2 separate regions of the Homo sapiens genome follow, and region 2 is linked to region 1. The links are chromatin contacts, found by Hi-C or POLR2A ChIA-PET in ENCODE. All regions are on one chromosome and are shown on one strand. The core of a region is the stretch at or near the end of the contact, and the rest is flanking DNA. Distances in the headings are between cores, read along the strand shown. Region 1 holds the start of CASP2 (caspase 2). Region 2 holds the start of ZNF862 (zinc finger protein 862).

The links. Hi-C counts contacts between places; a loop is a spot of excess contacts on that map. ChIA-PET counts read pairs that join two places held with the same protein, here RNA polymerase II (POLR2A). Pooled maps may share reads with other maps.
Region 2: a map of B cell shows a loop between it and region 1 (14-fold over the local background). The contact joins the promoter of ZNF862 here to the promoter of CASP2 in region 1. A Hi-C loop is called at or near these places in 1 of 168 maps with a recorded cell type or tissue (B cell) and 3 of 50 pooled maps. POLR2A ChIA-PET finds 5 or more read pairs at or near these places in 1 of 52 experiments (WTC11).

Annotation. Positions count from the first base shown.
Region 1 is chr7:143,286,668-143,289,684 of GRCh38, forward strand. It overlaps CASP2 (caspase 2), which reads left to right and starts at 1,684. Exons shown (of 11, transcript NM_032982.4): 1 at 1,684-1,862. The coding sequence starts at 1,789. It overlaps TMEM139 (transmembrane protein 139), which reads left to right. Exons shown (of 3, transcript NM_001282876.2): 3 at 1-1,381. The coding sequence ends at 162. RefSeq lists a silencer at 1,311-2,060.
Region 2 is chr7:149,836,592-149,839,676 of GRCh38, forward strand. It overlaps ZNF862 (zinc finger protein 862), which reads left to right and starts at 1,784. Exons shown (of 8, transcript NM_001099220.3): 1 at 1,784-2,044. The coding sequence starts at 2,021. RefSeq lists a silencer at 1,860-2,319.

The sequences.
Region 1 (3,017 bases), core at 434-2,933:
CGGCTTCGGGGACCACGGGCTGTGTCCACTGCTCCTGATCTGCAGAGCTTGGCGGCAGTCCCCACATTAGAGCCTCTGACTCCACCCCCTGCCTATGATGTCTGCTTTGGTCACCCTGATGATGATAGTGTTTTTTATGAGGACAACTGGGCACCCCCTTAAATGACTCTCCCAAGATTTCTCTTCTCTCCACACCAGACCTCGTTCATTTGACTAACATTTTCCAGCGCCTACTATGTGTCAGAAACAAGTGTTTCTGCCTGGACATCATAAATGGGGACTTGGACCCTGAGGAGAGTCAGGCCACGGTAAGCCCTTCCCAGCTGAGATATGGGTGGCATAATTTGAGTCTTCTGGCAACATTTGGTGACCTACCCCATATCCAATATTTCCAGCGTTAGATTGAGGATGAGGTAGGGAGGTGATCCAGAGAAGGCGGAGAAGGAAGAAGTAACCTCTGAGTGGCGGCTATTGCTTCTGTTCCAGGTGCTGTTCGAGCTGTTAGAACCCTTAGGCTTGACAGCTTTGTGAGTTATTATTGAAAAATGAGGATTCCAAGAGTCAGAGGAGTTTGATAATGTGCACGAGGGCACACTGCTAGTAAATAACATTAAAATAACTGGAATGAACTCCTGATCCCAAAGCCTATTGTGTTTTCAACACAAGGTAATAGGAAGCCAAGCAACTTGCATGTCTCCCAATCCCTGTCTAGGGACAGCTGCTGGTGCAGGATGGAAGACTTCCTATAAACAGAATGGGCGACCAATTGTGTCTACAGAGGGGGTGGGCTGAGCATGGGCACGCATGTCCCCAGCCTCCTGGACGAGCAAAGTCAGTCAAAGCGCTGGTGATCCCTGCTCCGCGTGCGTAGCAGTGTCTGTGCCTCTCCTGCCCAGGGGCTAGAGAGCAGTCTCCAGTGCAGGGTCCCCATCCTATCTGAAAACAGTGGAGTCAGTGACCCCAGGTGGAGGGACTTCCAGTTTTAACAATGGGTTGGTATGAAGGCCAGAAGGAGTGAAACATGTGAACTTTCTGGCGAGGAGACTCCCTCTTGAATCATCCATATGTAGCCCCGGGGTCACTTGCGAAGAGTCTCTAACAGCTTCTGCCTCACTCCTAAGCTCTGACCGCTAGGCTTTCACCCCAGCCGCCGGTCCTGATTCCTGAGATCCCAATATTGAGCACCAGGTTTCCTGGAATTGTGTGCTGCGGCTGTGATGTAGGTTTCGGTCGCTGGAAGCTGCTAAACCATAGCTGACGCCCCCTCCTAAGCCAGCCTTCCTTCCCCGCGCGGGCATCTGTCCAGGGCCTTGTCGCGCTCTCAGTCTCCTTCGCAGCCTGGCCCCAACCGTTCAACTTCAATAAAGCAAAACTCCAGCCACGCCCGTCTCCGTGAAGTTATCGCCATAGGCCGGCCAGGGGGCGCGAGAGGCACCGGGGTGATTTCCGCGGGAATCGATAACCAATCGGATTCCCAGGCCGAACGGAGCACACCCGCCCGCCCTCGCTCTTTCCCCGCCCTTTGCCCCGCCCCGCTCCTTCCCCTCCTTTTGTCTGTCCGCCGAGCACCCCACTTCACCCCATTGGACCGCGCGGCCGCCGCTAGAGCTCTGCGCCTGCGCACGCACCGGGCCGGGGACTGGGTGGCCTGGTGTGTGGGCGCGGCAGGGCGCAGGCGCAGGCGCAGTGTGCGTCCGCGTCTGAGGGGAGGGATGTGGGGGAAGCGACGGCCCCCGGTTTGTTTGGGCTGTGGGCGGTGCGCAGCGGAGAGCCCGGGAAAAGCGGGAAATGGCGGCGCCGAGCGCGGGGTCTTGGTCCACCTTCCAGCACAAGGAGCTGATGGCCGCTGACAGGGGACGCAGGTAAGTAGGGAACGGTCTTAGGGCTCCTTAGGGGAGCCCAGGGAAGGGGAGCGTGGCCCCCAGGCGTGCGGCCCTGCAGCCCCCTCCCCTCGGAGCCCCGGAAAGCAGCCGTGTCCGCGCTTCCTGCCAAGGGTGGGACGCCCGCCCGAGCCGCTCCGAGCCTGACTCCGCGCAAGGGCCCGCGGGCGGACCTCTTGGCCTTGTCTCTCGTGGGAAAAGACTGCCCCAGCCTCCCTTTGTTCAACCCACGAGGGTTCTAAAGGGGAGGTCTTTGCAGTCCTGCCCGCTCTTGGGTTCTCTTGAAGATTCTTCATCCTTTCCTCTGGCTCCCTTATGAGGGAAACTATAAAAAGACCATACTCTGTCTCCTTAAAAATCGACGAGACCTTCTGCAGACCTCGGTGCTCTGCCTGATGTGCATTTGATTTGTATCGATTGTATCATGATCTGCATGGCTTTGCATAGAATGACCAGATTTTCAAAGAAGTCAATACAGGGTTTGGAAATTGAGTACTTTTGGCAGAACAAGGGGGTTCCTGTGGCTCCGAGTGTCCATGCCTCTGCCCCGGTCATTCCATTTCATGGCAGTCATCACCCAGGAGAACATTGTAATGCCTCCTGCTCGAGACTGAAGATTAAGGTCTTCGCAAAGGGAACCTGCAGAAGGACACAGAATTAAGACGTAGGAACTCCGTGGTGCCCTTCGCCCCTCCTCCCCTTCCAGTTGTGTCCTGAAATTCTAAATGATTGGAAACTTTTATAATGTTCACGTTTAAGACTCTCATACTACAGAGTAGAGGAAGGAGCGGGTGTGCAGAGGGGGTGATGCTTCAGATTAAAACTAAAGAGTTGATTGAAAATTCAAGTCTGGAACTCGAGAGAGTTAAGAACTATAAGTCAGTAAGTTGCAAGTATGGGTGAGATTGTCTAGGGAAAGGCTCTTTGAAGGGGCGTCCCTAATGGAATATCAATATTAAGGGCAGGCCAAAGGCCCTCTAAAGAAAACAGGAACTGGGTAGGCAGAGAGAAGACTCCCAAAGAATGCTGTCATGGAAACCAGAGGAAGAGAACGATTTAAGGAGCGAATACTACTGGTAAACTAATGGAAGAAATCTGCTGCACCACTGGTTAGTATCCCAGCTGCAGTGTTATATG
Region 2 (3,085 bases), core at 534-3,033, 6.6 Mb after region 1:
GCACTATCCCCCTTTGAATCATCAGTTTCCTTCCCATCAACACAGAAACAAGATCTTGTGACTCATATCTTAGTCCTACTGCTTTGATTCCCCATTTCCCCCTAGATACTGCTCCATTTTTCTTGGAAAGATGGAAAACCTTTTATGGAAAAATGTGTCAAAAGAATGATTTACCCTAGCTGTCCTCCAGTTTTTTAACCCCTAAAAGAGAATCTGTTATAAAGACATGGATAACTCATGGGCAGAAATATAGCTCTTCAAGGTAGTGATATAGTCGAGGTGGTGAGTGGCAGGCCACTTGGAATCCACAGAGTCCTCACTCTCTGCCTTCTCCTCCACATTTCTTGTGTCTCATTCTTTTTTTCAGTAATGCAGACTCCCCTACACTCCTCGAACGGAATTTAGGTCTATTCAACCTTGGCCAGAAGAGCAGAGCTGGATAATGGAAAACGCTTACTTGAAGCCTGTGTAACATGGTGAAACCCTGTCTCTACTAAAAATACAAAAAAATTAGTTGACCATTGTCTTAATCTCTATGTGCTTCTGTAACAAAATCCCTGGAACTAGGTAATTTATAAATTATGGATACTTATTTCTTATGATTCTGGAGGCTGGGAAATCCAAGATCAAAGCACCAGCAGTGTCTGTGTCTGGTGAGAGCCTGGTCTCTGCTTCCAGGAGGGCACCTTTTTGCTCTGTCCTCACATGGCAGAAGGCAGAGGGGCAGAAGGGCAAAGGGCCTAGCTAGTTCCCCCAGCACGCATGTGGTCACTAACACCTTCATGAAGGCACATCCCTGCCCTGGCCCCCTAAAAGTCTTTTTTTTTTTTGAGACATGGTCTTGCTCTGTCACCCAGGCTGGAGTGCAGAAGCGCCATCCCGGCTTACTGCAGCCTCGACCACCCAGGCTCAAGTGATCCTTCCACCTCACAAAATTATTTTATTTTTATAGAGATGGGATCTCTCACTGTGTTGCACAGGCTGGTCTCAAACTACTGGGCTCAAGTGATCCTCCTGTCTCAGCCTCCCAAAGAGTTGGGATTAGAGGTGTGAGCCACCGCACTTGGACAAAACTTCTTATAAGGACACTAATCCCACCATAAGGGCCTGACCCTCACGACTTCATCTAAACCTCCCAAACGCCCCATCTCCTGGGAGGGGAACACCGGTCAGTCCATTGCACCTCCTTTACCTGGCAGACCCTACCTCTTGCTTTAATTCTGCTGAGGCATCACTTCCGCAGGAAATCCTTGACTAAGCACCTCATATCCCCCACCGCTTCACTCTAAGGTGACAACGCGGGCTTTAATTCATGTTTTGTGCTTACCTCTTTCATAGCCCTTGTCTCTGTTTTGTAATTATCTGTTTCTGGTCTGATTCCCTAATAGATCGTGAGTTCCTTGAAGGCAAGGCCTTTGTCTCATTCAACTGTGTTCTCCCAAACCCTAGAACACGGCCTGACCCATGGTAGGCAACCAATGATACTTTTTGAGTGAATAGAACAAAAAGTATTGCCCTCCTTAATAAAAGAAAACCTAGAACTTCAAGGCTGACATTGGCCTTCGCGTAGCCCAATCAGAGCGCTTTGCCCTTGCTGCAGAGGACTAAAGGACGCCACGCCGCCGTTGCCTAGTAACTGTCGCCGGAGGGAGGCGGGGAGGGTCGCAAGCGCGCCGCCGGCGTCCAATCAGGACCTGCGTTCCGGGAGCCAATAGCAGCTTCGAGAGCCGCTCACCTAGAGCGGACTACACTTCCCGTCACGCCCCGCCGCCTGGGGCTGGGCAGTGACCGTAAAGCTGTTCGCTCGGTGCGACGCAAGTCTCAGCTCAGCGCGCTTATCCTGGGTCCACCGGCGCTACCGCCCCCCGACGTGAGAGAGCGAAGTTCTTGGGCCGCGCTCCCTCCCTACCTGGGTGCCCTCCCCCTCCGGGAGCCTGGGTCCCCGGGGCGGTCGCGGCGGCTGCATCCTCAGGCCAGGCCGCGGGGGGAGGGGGCGGCACGGGCCTCCGAAAGCGGGGCCATGGAGCCCAGAGAGTCGGGGAAGGTAGGACTGGAAGGCCCGGGGGCCGCCCGCTCCCTCCCGAGGATCCCCGAGCCGGGCTCGGGCGAGGCGGGGCGGCTCGGGCGGAGGCCCCGCAGATGAGCCAGGCTTGCAGGGAAGGACTCGCCGGCCCGCCCTCTCTTCCCGCACTTCGGCGCCCGACCCCGGGAGGGTGGCGGAGAGGAGCGGACGCTTCCGTTCGGTGTCCGCGCATCCTCCCCGAGCTGCCGAGCGTCCGCTGGGTCGATGCTGGGTTGGGTGACCCCCGAGTGGAGCGATGCGAAGGTGCTTCCTGTTTTCCCCACCACCTTCGGCGTTTTGAAGAGGCCCTGCTAAGGCTTGGAGTCTGGATCGGACGCCAGTGGGAGCTGCAGGGTGGGACGCTTGAGGGCTTGACCCTGCCTAGATCCTCCTTACCAAGAAAGGGCTGAAAAGAGAGGGCATCTGGCATGCTTTTTGCCACTTCTGTTTCTAGGTTATGTACTTCATGGAATATCTGGGCATTGCTTAGAAACCTGTGTCATAAATTGGCTTTGGGCAAGAGGCTTTGAGTTGGAAGAAAAGGTGGAAAGAAAGTGCTTGGGGGCGGAGTTCAGGGATTTGACGGGATTGCCAGCGCTTCCAGGCCGTGTCATCCAAGACCAGTGTGGTTGTGGGCACATTAGCTTGGAGACAGTGGCAGCCTCTTGGGACTAACATCTTTCTGGATGTTGTTTGCTGCCAGTTCTTGAGTATTGTTTCTTATTTGGCACAGAGGAGAATTCTCTCAACAAACGTTTTCGACTGTTTATTGAGTCCCTTAAAAAACTGTCCATTTAATAAACATTTGTGATCTGTGATTTGCATTGAACGAGATGCTGGAAGTATGAGGATAAATAGGAAATGATCACCTTTCTCAAGGAGCTCTCCTGCAGTTTTCACTTCAATAACTTGGACACGCCTGAAAGGGTTGTCCCACACGAAAAGAGAGAAAAGGATAATGAGGTTCTTTTGATGCTGTAGTTTTTCCTGGGAAGACTAGGAAGGACTCTGAATTTCAAAAGA